Regions from separate parts of the Homo sapiens genome. Here region 2 is linked to region 1. The links are chromatin loops, found by intact Hi-C in ENCODE. Cell type or tissue: B cell. All regions are shown on one strand.

Region 1 (8,000 bases):
TTCTGCTTACGTAAAATTCTTGATTTTAAATGATGGTCCACAGCTGCTGTAGTCTGACTTGTGTCCCATAAGGGCTGATGACTCAAACATCAGAATTGTTGTTCAGTTTTAATTTTCAAGATCACTTTTGAGTTTGATTGCTTCCCTGGTTTTTTTTTTTTTTTAAGTTGACAAAATTTTTTCCAAGCTTTGTAATGCTCAGTGTGTGAAGCAAATACACAACCATTTATGAAGTCTTTAATAACTAATAAAACTGGAATCTACACATTGTCATATAAATTGGAAAATTAGAATATCTTGTTTGTGGAGAGCATTTTCAGGTTATTTGACTTAACAATGATGTTATGAGACTACATGGAAGAATAATTGGATCTTGAGCTGTTTAAACATGTGCTAAATAGAAAGAAACAAAGCTTCAGAGGACCTCAGGTGACACCTGGTCCTGTCTTCTGATTTTTGACAGATGAGAGTTTTAGGGATTTAGATAATTGGCTTAGTAATTGAATCAGTGAAACAGCTACTCCAGGCTCTTTCTGCTGAATTGTAAGGGGAAATCAGTGTCTCTTGAAATGTTTGCTGTAAAAAAAAGGAAGACACTATTTTCTGATCAGTTGTACATTTCAAATTCTAAACATTTTTTTGAGCATTGTTAAACACTGTCAAGCCGTGTGGATGTGAAGGTGAATAAGACAGAATAGTGAATAAGATAGCCTTTGTTGTCACAGGAGTTTGCAAGATTATCTAACATTTAGGAAGTGAGACAAATGGGCTTATGCTGTCCCCTGCACCCCAGCAAATGTGTGAAATGTCCCCTTGCTTGTCACTCCACTTCATCGTCCTTCTGCACGTTTAATGCTGTCCATACATGCTGACTTCCTCCTGCTTCTTTCTGCTAGTCATACCTTTTACCATCTCAGGGTTCCTATATTATTCTGTTCCCTCTGCCTGAAATACTTCTGAATATTCTTCATCTCCACCCCATCCCCCTTTTTAACCTGATCTACTTCTCCTCTGTCAAATTTCATTTCATCAGAGATTATGTCTATATAGCACACCCCTTAACTCTAGTCCCTGCTGTGAAGCTCATAGTTCTGGTTTTTTTCTTTATAGCACTTAGTATATATTATTATGTTTGTTTGTATGATAATTACATTACTTTTCTCAATAGACTGTAAGCTCCCTGAGAGCAGAGACTATTTTTCTTTACTGTGTCTCCTGCACTTAGTGTAACCTCAGTAGGTGTTTGAGTATTAGAACTTTTTTTTGTAAAGCTACGTTGTTGCTATAAATCAGAGTTTAGTTTATGTTTTTTGTTTTAGAGGGAGTTTCACTCTGTTACCCAGGCGGGAGTGCAATGGTGCACAGTCTTGGCTCACTGCAGCCTCCACCTCCCGGGTTCAAGCAGTTCTCCTGTCTCAGCCTCCCGAGTAGCTGGGACTACAGGTGCACGCCACTACGCCTGGCTAATTTTTTGTGTGTATTTTTAGTAGAGACATGGTTTCACCATATTGGTCAGGCTGGTCTCGAACTCCTGACCTCAAGTAATCTACCAGCCTCAGCCTCCCAAAGTGCTGGGATTACAGGCGTGAGCCACCATGCCCAGCCAGAGTTTAGTTTTTTGTAAAGGGTCATATAGTGACCGTTTTTGGCTTTGTGGGCCACACGATCTCTGTCCCAACCCTGCTAATGCGGCAGGAAAGCAGCCATAGATAGACAATATGTAAAGGAATGGGCATGGTCCTTTTCCAGTGAAACTTTGTTTACTAAAACGCTAAGCAGGCTATAAGTTTGCTGACTTCTACTATAAATCATCATCCCCTGATCTTGTTGGACTTGAAAGCCCTTGTTATGCAATCTTGCAAATCCCCTCTTAGGGTTTTTTGAAAAATGATTTTATTTTTGTATGGTAGATGTTAAAGAGGTGATTTTTAAAAAGTCTGATCTTAAAGTAATGTAAAATACAATCTTAAATATATTAATTATATATTTTTAGTTTCTCCAGTTTACTAGTAGGCATATGCTTTTGTTAACTTTACATTTGTATTTAAGTAAAACATGATTCTTGATATTGATGTTAAAATAAAAAGATTGGTTTGGTTTTGGGATAGATTAAAATGTAGATTGAAATTTTACAATGCGTTTCATTTTCAAAAAAGACTATTTTTGCAACCTGATGCTTGAAATACCATATAATATTATTTTGTTCTTAAGTGACAGATGAAGAAACATTCCAGGTTGCTGTTTGCAGAACTTCTGTGCAAGTAAGGAGTTATTACAATGAAAAGCAAATTCACTATAAGCACCAGTGTTTATTTTTCTTACTTTTTTCTTTTTTTTTTTTTTTTTCAGACAGTGTTGCTCTGTCACCCAAGCTGGAGTGCAGAGGCATGATCTCAGCTCACTGCAGCCTTCGCCTCCTGGGTTCAAGTGATTCTCCTGCCTCAGTCTCCTGAGTGGGATTACAGGCTTGTGCCACCTGGCCCAGCTAGGTTTTGTATTTTTAGTAGAGACGGGGTTTCACCATGTTGACCAGGCTGTTCTCGAACTCCTGACCTCAAGTGATCTGCCCACCTCAGCCTCCTAAATTGCTGGGGTTACAGGGGTGAGCCACTGCGCCCGGCCTATTTTTCTTTTTTCTTTTCTTTTCTTTTCTTTCCTTTTCCTTTTTCTTTTCTTTTTTTTTTTTTTTTTTTTTTTGAGATGGAGTTTCGCTTTTGTTGTCCAGGTTGGAGTGCAGTGGAGTGATCTCAGCCTCCCAAATTGCTGGGGTTACAGGTGTGAGCCACTGCGCCTGGCTGTTTTTCTTTTTTAACGTTGTTTGAAAGTCTAGAATCATTTTTATGTGCTAGATGAGAGATTTGATCTGATAAATCAAACTCAGATGTCTGCATCTCAAGTGTATTTGTAGAATTATTTTTCTGTTTTCTATTAATTTAGATTGAATGTCAGAGTACCCATTATAGGTATTAAAATGAATATTACATAAGAAAAAATAACAACTTAAAAATGTTCAGAATTGTTTAAATAAAAACTTTAGACAGACATTTAGCAGAATTTAGGTGAGCATTAAAGGATTCAGGCAGCATTCAAAACTGGAAGAAGTTCAGAGAGCTCTGCTTTAGAAGCAGGCTTTTATAGGCTGAACGCTGTAGCAAAGTAAAGGAATTACTTGATTGGCTGTAGCTAGGCACTTGCCTTATTTGGATATGATCCAGTGGAAAGTCCCTAGTTAGAGGTTTGTTTTTGATTGGTTAAGCTTAAGTTTCATTTTATGTTTACATTGGGCTTCAGTTTGCTTACTAGGCACTGGAGCCAGCTGTCTCAGCCTAATGGCTGCCCAATTTAAAAAAAAAAAAACATTAAAATGGCATGTAGTTGTCATCATCAGAGTAAGAAACCAAAGAAGAGACCGTCATGAATGGGATCATTAGATCATGGACTGACACACATGTTCACTTAATACCCACAAGAGTGTCTTCACACTTTTTTGTCATGGATGGGACTTGTTTTCTGTTTTTTGTTTTGTTTTGTTTTTGATACAGTAAAATACTTAGGAGTTCTTGCAACTTTCTATAAGTTGTTTACATTTTACTCCAATTGCTTTATCATTGTGTGTATTTTGGAGGTACAGTTTTTTTCCTGAACCACTCTGAAAGTGGAAATATGCCCTTTTATCCCTAAATACTTAAATGCATATTTCCTGAAATCAAAGGCATTTTCTTACATAACCACACATAACCACAGTACAATTATCAAAATCAGAAAATGTAATAATGATACCATACTATTAACCTGATTCACAGACTATATTCAGGTTTTATAAATTATTTCAATAATGTCTTTTATAGCTCTTATACCTCAATCCAATTCAGTCTGTCATCACACACTGAATTTAACTGGCATGTCTCTTTCTTCCTTGCCTTTCCCCTTTCCTCTTTCCTTTTTTCTTCTTTCTTAGAGACAGGGTCTCATTCTGGTGCCCAGGCTAGGGTGCAGTGGTGCAATAATGGCTCACTGCAGCCTTGACCTCCTGGACTCAGGCAATCCCCCAACCTCAGCCTCCTGAATACTTGGGAATATAGGCACATGCCATTATGCCTGGCTAATTTTTTTTACTTTTTGTAGAGATGGAGTCTCACTACGTTGCTCCGGCTGGTCTCGAACTCCTTACCTTAAGTAAGCCACCTTCCTTGGCCTCCCAAAGTTTTGGGATTACAAATGTGAGCCACTGCGGCTCTTTAATTTTTCTTATTCTAAAACAGTTCTTCAGCCTGCCTGCCTCCTCTTCTCCCCTCCTGGTACTTTTCTTTTCTTGACCATTCCAATTTTGAATACAGACCAGTTGTTCTGTACTTAGTTTGGGTTTCGTTGCCGTTACCTTATGATTACATTAATGTTACGAATTTCAGGCTGGAATACTATAGAAGGGATGTATTCTCCTTAATGCCTCATTTAAGGAGGCACATAATCAGTGTGTCTCAATATTAGTGATTGGTTAATCATTGTATTAAGGTCATGTCTGCCAGGTTACTCCACTGCAAAAATTACTATCCTCTTTGTGATTAATAAGTAATTTGTTGGGTATATTTAGAGATGATGAAGTTGTCCTGTTTTTCATTAGTTTTCTATTCACTAGTAGTCTCAGCATCTAGTGGTGATTTTCTTTTTTCTAATTTTTAATTTTTTTTTGTAGAGACAAGGTCTCACTATGTTGCCCAAGCAGATTTTGAACTCCTGGCCTAAAGTGATTGTTCCACCTTGACCTCCCAGAGTGCTGACATTATAAGCATGAGCAGCTGCACCCTACTAGTGGTAATTTTCTAATTCCATCATTGTTTCTGCATTTACATATTGGCATTCTAATGAAGGAATGCTTTCCTTTCTTCCTTGTTGATTGGTTAAAAAAATTAAATATGGATTATGCTCTAATCCATTACTATCATTATTTATTTTGATGCTTAAATTGTTGCACAATTCCAGTGGTAGTCCCTTCTAACTGGCTTTAGTGTTCTTTTGACATACCCCTGTCATTTTTGAGCAGTCTCTTACTTTCTTGCCCAAGGTGTTGCATGCTTATCTTTTTTTTTTTTTTTTTTTTTTTTTTTTGAGACAGAGCCTCACTCTGTTGCCCCGGCTGGAGTGCAATGGCATGGTCTTGGCTCACTGCAACCTCCGCCTCCTGGGTTCAAGGGATTCTTCTGCCTCAGCCTCCCAAGTAGCTTGGATTACAGGTGCCTACCACCACGCCTGGCTAATTTTTGTATTTTTAGTAGAGACGGGTTTTCACCATGTTGGCCAGGCTGGTCTCGAACTGCTGACCTTGTGATCCGCCTGCCTTGGCCTCCCAAAGTGCTGGGATTACAGGCGTGAGCCACTGCGCCCAGCTGTGTGCTTATCTTTTACTTTCCCTGCCCTACCAGAGATCAGCTATTTCTCCAAGGATCCTTGGTTTTAGTAGAAAATGTAGTTTAGAAATCAAGATCTGGGTGTTCATTTATAGAAGGGGTCATTGCTTCTAGAACCTCTCAGCAAACAGCTAGGAAGTGTATGTATGAAAGTGTGTTTGCGTGTGTATTTCTATGTCTATATATTTTTTGAGAGACAGGGTCTCACTCTGTCACCCAGGGTGAAGTGCAGTGGTGGGATCATAGTTCACTGCAGCCTCAAACTCCTGGTGTCAAGCAATACTCCCACCTCAGCCTCTCAGGTAGCTAGGACTGCGGGCATGCCCCAACACGCCTGGCTAATTTTGTAATTTTTTGTAGAAATGGGATCTTGGTATGTTGCCCAAGCTGGTCTCAAACTCCTGGCCTCAAGTGATCCTTCCACCTTGGCCTCTCAAAGTGTTGGGATTACAGGCGTGAACCACTGTGCCCAGCCACATTTAGGTCTTTTATTTCTCTCTCTTTTTTTTTTTTTCTGTTTTGAGACAAAAATCTTGCTCTGTCGCCCAAGCTAAAGTGCAGTGGCGCGATCTCGGCTCACCGCAACCTCCGCCTACTGGGTTCAAGTGATTCTTCTGCCTAAGCCTCCCAAGTAGCTGGGATTTCAGGTGCCAGCCACTACGCCTGGCTAAATTTTTAGTAGAGACGGGGTTTCACCATGTTGGCCAGGCTGGTCTTGAGTTCTTGACCTCGTGATCCACTCGTCTCGGCCTTCCAAAGTGCTGGGATTACAGGTGTGAGCCACTGCGCCTGGGCGCGCTCTCTCTTTTTTTTTTTTTTTGAGACTCTGTCTCACTCTCGCTCAGGCTGGAGTGCAGTGGTGCGATCATGGCTCACTGCAACCTCCGCCTCCCAAATTCAAGCGATTCTCCTGCCTCGGCCACCAGAGTAGCTGGGATTACAGGAGTGCGCCATCTTGCCCAGCTAATTTTTGTGGTTTTAGTAGAGATGAGGCTTCACCATGTTGGCCAGGCTGGTCTCAAAACTCCTGGCCTCAAGTGAGACATCTTCCTCAATCTCCCAAGGCGCTGGGACTATAGGTGTGAGCTGCTGTGCCAGGCCCTTATTTCTCTTTTAATGTATAGGTTCTGCTCCTAACTCCCTCCATCTCCCTTTTTTTCCTTAAGAATCTGGATTGCTTGGACTATAAAGTTTTCCACATTCTCGACTTTGCTAATTGCATCATCATCTTGCCATTAACATGTTCCTGTGTCCCCTCAATGTTTTATAAATTTGCTCAATCGTATTGTTTTACTTTTTTTTTGGGTAAAGCATGATTCATTAGGAGGCATATTAATTTCCAGGTGTCTCTCGTTTTATAATAGTGGCAATTGGTGATCATTAGATTCATTTTTTCATTAGGGATTTGCAAAATGATGATATTCCAGATATATTATTTTGTCATTTACTAGTTGGATTATTTCAATAGAGATCAATTTTTCGCCAACTGTTTGGGGGGGCGGCGATTCTTGAATCTTTATTTTAGATTCGGGTACATGTGCAGCTTTGTTACATGGATGTATTGCATAGTGGTGAGGTTTGTGCTCCTAGTTAGCCTATCATCGAAATAATGAACATTGAACCCAACACTTTTCTCCAACTATTTGTTTAACTAGATGTACAGTTCATATAGGAAAGACAGATGAAATGCTTGATTCATCAGATTTTAGAATGAGTTTGGTTCTCTAGTATTCTCTGAAAGATAAGTAATCAATTAGTTTTTTTAAATAGGTATTATTATGAACTCATGATTTAAACATTTTATTGTGTTTCAATCAATTGCAGCTTCTTTTTTTCCTTTCTTTTTTTTTTTTTTTTTTTTTCTGAGATGGAGTGTCACTCTGTCACCCAGGCTGGAGTACAATGGGGCAATCTTGGCTCCAACCTCTGCCTTCCTGGTTCAAGCGATTCTCCTGCCTCAGACTCCTGAGTAGCTGGAACTATAGGCATGTGCCAGCATGCCTGGCTAATTTTTGTATTTTTAGTAGAGAGAGAGTTTCACTATCTTGGCCAGGCTGGTCTGGAACTCCTGACCTGAGGCGATCTGCCCACTTCAGCCTCCCAAGGTGCTGGGATTACAGGTGTGATCCACCACTCCTGGCCCAATTGTGATTTTTGTTGTTGTTGTTGTTGTTGAGACAGGGTCTTCCTCTGTCACCAGCCTGGAGTGCAGTGGCATGATCTTGGCTCACTGTAACCTCTGCATCCTGGGTTCAAGCCATTCTCCTGGCTCAGCCTCCCAAGTAGCTTGGATTACAGGCGCCCACCACCACACCCAGCTAATTTTTGTATTTTTTAGTAGAGGCGGGGTTTCACCGTGTTGGCTAGGATGGTCTTGATCTCCTGACCTTGTGATCCACCCACCTTGGCCTCCTAAAGTGCTGGGATTACAGGCGTGAGCCATTGCGCCTGGCCAATTGTGGTCATTTTTTATTGCTCCTCAAATTACCCCATCTTTGTTAGTGGGAGCCTCTTCACATTAACTCTCTCTGAGTCCTTGGGACATAACTCCAGAAGTGATTGATGGCCTGATTGCTTTCTGTTATGACAAGTTTT
Region 2 (8,000 bases), 160 kb after region 1:
TGATCTCGGCTCACTGCAACCTCCGCCTCCTGGGTTCAAGCGATTCTCCTGCCTCAGCCTCCCGAGTAGCTGGGATTACAGGCATGTGCCACCATGCCTGGCTAACTTTGTATTTTTAGTAGAGACGAGGTTTCTCCCTGTTGGTCAGGCTGGTCTCGAACTCCCGACCTCAGGTGATCCGCCCACCTCGGCCTCCCAAAGTGCTGGGATTACAGGCGTGAGCCATCCTGCCTGTCCTAGCCAGTCTCATCTTTTAAAAACATCAATCTCATCACATCACTCCCAGCTTAAAATCCTCTAACACCTTTCCACTACTCACAGAACAAATTCCAAGCTCTTCCCTGCAGCCTTGAAAGTGCTATAGCCTTGGCCCCTGCTCACTGCTCCTACCTCACCCCAGGGCCCTCCTCTGCTGCTCCAGCCACACTGTCCTTCCTGGACTGCATCTGACACATCAGGTTCTTCTCTGCTCCTGGCTTTGGCCTGGCAGTTCCTACTACCTGGCGTGCTCCTCCCCAGCCACCTTCCCTCAGCCTTCCGGTCTCAGCTGGGCCCTCTGCAAAGGCCTCCTGATGCTCCAGCCTAGGTTTGAGCAATTTTTCATTGCCACAGATCCCAAAACTTCTCTCCAGCACTTCATCTTCCCAATTTAATGACTCGGTTATTCAGTATTTATTCTATTATAATGATCTCTTTCCTGTGCTAGACTGTGGGCTCTGTGAAGACAGGGAATGTGTCTGGCTTGTCATCTGCATAGTCCCTAGCATAGTACCCCACATGGTACCTGACATATAACATGTGCTTGATAAATAACTGTTGACTGACCGATGCCAGAACACCCCTTACCCATGACAATGTCATTTCTAGAAGGTTCTGTCTTCAGCTTAGCTCATCTTAAAGTTAACAGATTCCCTAAAACAGCTGTTAGGTAACACTGTACCTATTCAAAATGTACCTCTTTCTAACTATTATACAAAGAAGGACCTCAACTTTGTAAAAATGCATTTATAAAAAGGCTGGCACTTTGGGAAGCTGAAGTGGGCAGATCATTTGAGGTCAGGAGTTTGAGACCAACCTGGACAACATGGTGAAACCCTGTCTCTACTAAAAATACTACAAAAATTAGCTGGGTGTGGTGGCAGGCACCTGTAATCCCAGCTACTCGGGAGGCTGAGGCAGGAGAATCTCTTGAACCCAGGAGGCAGAGGCTGCAGCGAGTTAAGATCGTGCCACTGTACTCCAGCCTGGGCAGCAGACTAAGACTCTGTCTCAAAAACAAAAATAAAATAAAATAAAAAACTGGAAGGAAATATGCCACTGTTATTAGCAATGCCCACTGCACTGGAGGAATATATAATAGATATAATTTATTTTTGCTTGCTTTTTAAACTTTTCTAGACTTCCAGAATTATCTATGATTAAGTACTGCTTTTAAAATTATTAAATATTTTAGGCCGGGCGCGGTGGCTCACGCCTGTAATCCCAGCACTTTGGGAGGCCGAGGCGGGCGGATCACGAGGTCAGGAGATTGAGACCATCCCGGCTAAAACGGTGAAACCCCGTCTCTACTAAAAATACAAAAAATTAGCCGGGCGTAGTGGCGGGCGCCTGTAGTCCCAGCTACTTGGGAGGCTGAGGCAGGAGAATGGCGTGAACCCGGGAGGCGGAGCTTGCAGTGAGCCGAGATCGCGCCACTGCACTCCAGCCTGGGCGACAGAGCGAGACTCCGTCTCAAAAAAAAAAAAAAAAAAATTATTAAATATTTTAAATGTTACATAATTGTTACATAATTGCCTCTTTTTAAGATTCAAACCTCTTCCCCCACCCTTCCTTTCCCCTCCTCATTTAGGGATCTAGGAATGACGTGAACAAGACCATGTTTACTTTCATTGTTTTAACTATACTCAGATGAATAGTAGAAAGACAGTGGTATTTGGGCCAAAGCCCTGCCATGTTTTGCTATGTGAGCTTGGATAAATTAGTTAACCTCTCTGAACCTCCCTTTTCCCATCAACAAAAGGTATTCTCCATTTTACAGAATGGCTTTTGGCAGTTACGCACATATAAAAGTTCCTAGGTCAATCAATATTAGTGTCTCTTCTTTTCTTACTCTTCTTTATTGGACACCTCCACCCCTACCCCTATCCCTAAGTTCTCCAGGTACCCAACCCTGGTCTTACCAGGCTACAAGGTCTAAAAATCCTGACAGCCTCCTTGAGACAATGGTCATGAGCCACATACTATTGTCTCCCCAAATATACATGAATGTTCACTGCAGGCTTGTTTGAAAAAACAAAAGACTGGAATCAAACCTGTGTCCAAGGCTGGGTGTGGTGGCTCACGCCTGTAATCCCAGCACAATGGGAGGCCGAGACAGGCCGATCACGAGGTCAGGAGATCGAGCCCATCCTGGCTAACACGGTGAAACCCTGTCTCTACTAAAAATACAAAAAAATTAGCCGGGCGTGGTGGTGGGTGCCTGTAGTCCCAGCTACTCAGGAGGCTGAGGCAGGAGAATGGTGTGAACCTGGGAGACGGAGCTTGCAGTGAGCCGAGATTGCGCCACTGCACTCCAGCCTGGGCAACAGAGCGACACTCCATCTCAAAAAAAAAAAAAAAAAAAAAAAAAAAAAACTTGGCAAAAGGGTTACTGATGTTATCTCAGGGCACATCAAGGATATGCCCTTGGCCAGACCCAGTGGGAACCAGTTCTACCTGACTCTTGAGTGTCCATGGGAGCCAAGAGCCTGGCACTGGTGCCAGGCATCCTTGGGTTTGAATCCCGGCTCCAACCGTGACCAAGTGCTGTGGCCACGAGCAATGGGTCTACCTCTGAGCTACAGCCTTTTCATCTGGAAAATGGGGACAATGGCAATTCTGATCTTGCACACTTATTCATTCATTCAATAAATATTTCAGAAACTACTAAATACCAGGTGCTAGTAATACACCAAGGAACAAAATAGATAAAGTTATGGCCTCATGAAACTTTCTTTTTTTTCCTTTTGAGATGGAGTTTCACTCTGTCACCCAGGCTGGAGTGCAGTGGCACAATCTCAGCTCACTGCAACCTCCACCTCCTGGGTTCAAGCGGTTCTCCTGCCTCAGCCTCCCATGTAGCCGGGACTACAGGCATGTGACACTACACCCGGCTAATTTTTGTATTTTTGGTAGAAACGGGGTTTTGCCATGTTGGCCAGGCTAGTCTCGAACTCCTGACCTCAGATAATCCGCCTGCCTCGGCCTCCCAAAGTGCTAGGATTACAGGTGTGAGCCACCGTGGCCAGCCTGTGCTAAGCATTTCACACATATTGACTCAATCCTGATAGTATAAGTACTAGTACCATGCCCATTTTACAGATATTGAGGCTTAGAGAGGCTAAATGACTTCCTCCAGATCACACGGGTAGGTGGGGCCAGGGTTCAAGCCAAGGCATCCACATCCTTCCCACCATCCCACGTTGCCACTAGGATGCCAATTCTGGGGGACACAAACCACTTTCTCTGGTTTGTTCTCTGCTTTGTCCCCGGTTCTGGCACTGTAGGCCCTCAATAAATGGTGGCTGTTATGCACTAGGTTTAAAGGAGACTGAGCTCCCCTCTAGGCACCAGCCAGGGCAATGACCCCAAGACCTCTCTTGCAGGTAAGATGCCAGGATAGTTGCAGCTTCTTTTACATTCATTGTCACGTCCCAGGAGCCCCCTGAGCCGAACGGGACTTAGCGCTGGAGTCCTACAGGTGAGAAGTGAGAAGCAGGATGCAAGCCCATGGGCAAGCTTCATGGGGACAGAATAGACAGGAGGCATCCGCCTGCCAGCTAGAGGCCAGAGTCCAGTTCCCCATTGTGCAGATGGGGCCGTTGAGGCCCAAAGGCACACAGAGAGGTGAGGTGAACTGAACCCAAATGAGGGGATACAGAAGCTGGCATGGGAGGAGTCAAAGCAAGAGGGCCAGGCTGCAAAGGTTGGAAGACCCAGAAAATGTGCAGTGGGAGCCCCAGTTCAGAGCTGGGAAGGCGCGCAAGCCAAAATCCAGCTCCCATTGCACAGATGGTGACCTCCGAGACTTAGAGACACACGAGGACTGCTCCAGGGCAAACAGCACCGCGGCATCGGACTTCGAACTCGCGCCTCTGACCCCAGGCAGGACATCCCTCAGCCCCAGCCCGGCCCGACGGCCCCACTCACACAGCCCCGTTCCGGAAGCCCTTAAGCACGGCCAACGCAGCGTGGTAGCGGCGCTTGCGCAGCAGTGCGTTGACGACTACGAGCAGAGCCCTTAGCTGCGGCGGGGCTGCCATAGTGCGGGCTGCGCGCAGGGTCGGGGTTAGGAACTGTAAGCGCACTGACAGCCGGAGGTTCCAGCTGCGCGCCCACAGCCCCTCGGTAGCGCCGCCGACTCGTGGCGTCTATAGGCTGTTTCTGCGTCACTCATGCATGGAAGACCAATCAGAGAGCGTACTTGTCTCATGGGACAATAGCACTCATCGAAATAGTTGTCTGACTGGAAGAGAAAGGAAAGCTTGTAGCCAATCACAGTGGGCTCCGCCCAAGGTCACACACGATTTGTCCAATCAGAAGGCACTTTCCCTTGGGCCATGTTGGGTTCACGAGTGGGTTTGGAAGGAGGCGTGTACTTGGAAGGAGGGCTCCTGAATGAGGAGTGGCCCTGCTTAGAGATGGGATGGGCGACAGGTGATGATACAGGGAGGAGCAGGGCCCCATCTTTATGCGAGATAGTTCTGACTGGGATATCCTTTACCATAGCGATCTTCCCAGAGTGTCAGTCACATGGCCCCTCAATGGCTTCCATGTACGTATGTATGTTTTGAGATGCAGCCTCGCTCTGTCACCCAGGCTGGAGTGCAGTGGCGCGATCTCGGCTCACTGCAACCTCCACCCCCCAGGGTTCAAGCAGTTCTCCTGCCTCAGCCTCCTGAGTAGCTGGGACTACAGGCACCCACCACCATGCCTGGCAAATTTTTTTGTATTTTTAGTAGAGACGGGGTTTCACCATGTTGGCCAGGCTGCTCTCCTGACCTCAGGTGATCCACCTGCCTCGGCCTTCCAAAGTGCTGGGATTACAGGCGTGAACCCAGCCGGCGTCCACTTATTCTTAGAATCCAAACTCCTCCCCAAGGCCCAAGAGAGAAGACCTCCTGTGATCTGGTCCGTGCCTCTCCCTCTGACCCCACGTTCCAGCACTTGCCACCTCACTGCTTCCCAGCCAAACAGCCTCCTTTCTGTTCCTTGGGCCAAGAACCCTTCTACCTCAGGGCCTTTGCACTTGCTGGTTCCCTGCTTGATATTCGCCATCCTGGGCTCTTCCCATGATGGGCTTCTTCTCATCCTTCAGGTTTCAGCTCAAATGCCACTTCATCAGAGAGACTTTCTGAGACATCCAATTTGAAGTAGCACTGTCCACTCTGACTCATTACCCTGGCTCTTTTTTTTTTTTTTTTTTTTTTAGACTGAGTCTCGGATCTATCACCCAGGCTGGAGCGCAGTAGTGTGATCTCAGCTCACTTCAACTTCTGCCTCCCAGGTTCAAGGGATTCTTCTGCCTCAGCCTCCTGAGGAGCTAGGACTACAGGTGCATGCCACCACGCCCGGCTAATTTTTGTATTTTTAGTAAAGACGGGGTTTCACCATATTGGCCAGGCTAGTCCAAACTCCCGACCTTGTGATCCGCCCGCCTCGGCCTCCCAAAGTGCTGGAATTACAAATGTGAGCCATCGTGCCCGGCCACCCTGGTTCTTATGTGTTTTTTTTTTTTATAGAACTTTTGACACTTTAGACTTGTTTACTATGTGTTCATTGTCCATTGCCCTTATCAAACTGTAAATTCTATGAAGGAAGAAATCTTATTTGTCTTGTTTTCTGCTGTAACCCCAACACTAGGCACATGGTGGGTACTCAACACTTGCTTGTTTAAGCAACACATAGTTTTGGGTTGTCATCTCTGAGAGCATTGATGGGTGACATTAACATATGATGTCACTATGTGGAGTTGTCACTGAATAACAGCTACACACTGAGTGGTGGCTGTGACTTGTGAGGGTGTCCCCTGGTACTTGGGCCATATGGTATTTACCAGTGATGTTATTTGCTCAGTGTCAGGGGACAATTTCAGAGGTCAATGAAGGAGGGAGTTGTGCTGGGCCTATTTTGTCACTGAAACTGGGTTGTCCGGGATTTTTCTTTTGTGATGGTAGGCTACTTTATTCAGTTCATCCTTCCTCTGAAGATAATGACTATGTTAGATAATATATTAAAATATCCTCTTAAAAACACTGAAGTTCCTTGGCTGGGCACAGTGGCTCATGCCTGTAATCCCAGCACTTTGGGAAGCCGAGGCGGGCGGATCACTTGAAGCCAGGAGTTCGAGACCACCCCTGACCAACATGGTGAAACCCCGTCTCTAAAAAATTAAAAAACAAAAACAAAAACAAAAAAACACTGAAGCTCTGCCAGGTGCGGTAGGTAGCTCACGCCTGTAATCCCGGCACTTTGGGAAGCCAAGGTGGGTGGATCTCTTGAGCCCAGGAGTTCAAGACCAGCCTGGGCAACATGGCGAAAACCCATCTCTACTAAAAATACAAAAATTAGCCAGGCCTGGTGGCACACACCTGTAGTCCCAACTACAGGTGCGGGAGGATCACCTGAGCCTGGAGAGGTCAACACTGCGGTGAGCGGTGATCACGCCACTGGACTCCAGCCTGGGTGACTGAGACCCTGTGTCAAACTGAAGTGCTTAAAAGTATGAGGAATGTGGCCGGGCACGGTGGCTCACGCCTTTAATCCCAGCACTTTGGGAGGGTGAGGTGGGTGGGTCACCTGGGGTCGGAGTTCGAGACGAGCCTGACCAACACAGAGAAATCCTGTCTCTACTAAAAATACAAAATTAGCCGGGCGTGGTGGCACGTGCCTGTAATCCCAGCTACTCAGGAGGCTGAAGCAGGAGAATCGCTTGAACCCGGGAGGCAGAGGTTGCAGTAAGCTGAGATCGCGCCGCTGCACTCCAGCCTGGGCAACCAGAGCGAAAGTCCATCTTTTTTTTTTTTTTTTTTGAGACGGAGTCTCGCTCTGTCGCCCAAGCTGGAATGCAGTGGTGCGATCTTGGCTCACTGCAAGCTCCACCTCCCGGGTTCACGCCATTCTCCTGCCTCAGCCTCCCGAGCAGCTGGGACTACAGGTGCCCACCACCACGCTGGGCTAATTTTTTGTATTTTTAGTAGAGATGGGGTTTCATCATGTTAGCCAGGATGGTCTCGATCTCCTGACCTCGTGATCCGCCCGCCTCCGCCTCCCAAAGTGCTGGGATTATAGGCGTGAGCCACCGCGCCCGGCCCGAAAGTCCATCTTAAAAAAAAAAAAAAAAGTATGAGGAATGCTCAGGCCAATTATGGAGTGAAAGCTGGTAACCAGATGCTTAACGGGAAGATTGGGATATTGGAGCACCAAGGCTACTTATGACATGAGGGCGTTTACCAATATTAAACCTGCAAGTTTCAGCTTGTCAACCACACAGGGCAAGAGGGACACAAGTGAAAATCTAGGGCCTCCCCAGGTGGGGAGCCATATAGCAGATCTCCTCACATTAAGCTGAGCCCCAAAGGGTGTTGCCCTCAAGTCTAATGTGAAATGAATCCACTGCACAACCCACACCACCAGCCCCTAGGAACTACAGAAAAGGCTGCCTTGGTGCTAAGCAGAACAGCTGAAGGAGAAGGAAAGAGGAATTTTTTTTTTAAAGCTCTTCCTTAGGAAGTTGTGATCATTGATGAGTTTTTTTGTACCCCAGGGAGTAGAGCCTGATATAATAGATCAAGAAAGCTCAAGCTATGAACTGGGAACCTGGTTTGAGATGATAACCGAGTAGATGTGCTCTCCAAACCCTTGGCAAAAAGGAAATACAGGCCGGGCACAGTGGCTCGCGCCTGTAATCCCAGCACTTTGGGAGGCTGAGGCAGGTGGATCACCTGAGGTCGGGAGTTCGA

What was found. Hi-C counts contacts between places; a loop is a spot of excess contacts. Peaks named below come from ENCODE experiments on the same cell type or tissue, not always from the same donor. Only the 100,000 strongest peaks of a DNase experiment are listed, where the experiment ranks them.
Region 2: it touches region 1 in a loop (24-fold over the local background); 6 of 110 quality-filtered maps call a loop at or near these places.

Annotation. Positions count from the first base shown.
Region 1 is chr20:33,551,927-33,559,926 of GRCh38, forward strand. The region is part of intron 1 of CBFA2T2 (CBFA2/RUNX1 partner transcriptional co-repressor 2); the gene reads left to right. Among named protein-coding and RNA genes, the nearest start is that of CBFA2T2, 66 kb to the left of the region's middle. RefSeq lists enhancers at 3,254-3,413, 5,159-5,814. In B cell, no CTCF peak of the experiment used is centred here; DNase peaks (open chromatin) are centred at 917 and 3,235; H3K4me3 peaks cover 1,200 bases; H3K27ac peaks cover 3,885 bases.
Region 2 is chr20:33,715,907-33,723,906 of GRCh38, forward strand. It overlaps PXMP4 (peroxisomal membrane protein 4), which reads right to left and starts at 4,404. Exons shown (of 4, transcript NM_007238.5): 1 at 4,189-4,404. The coding sequence starts at 4,301. RefSeq lists an enhancer at 3,951-4,000. In B cell, no CTCF peak of the experiment used is centred here; a DNase peak (open chromatin) is centred at 4,485; H3K4me3 peaks cover 1,558 bases; H3K27ac peaks cover 869 bases.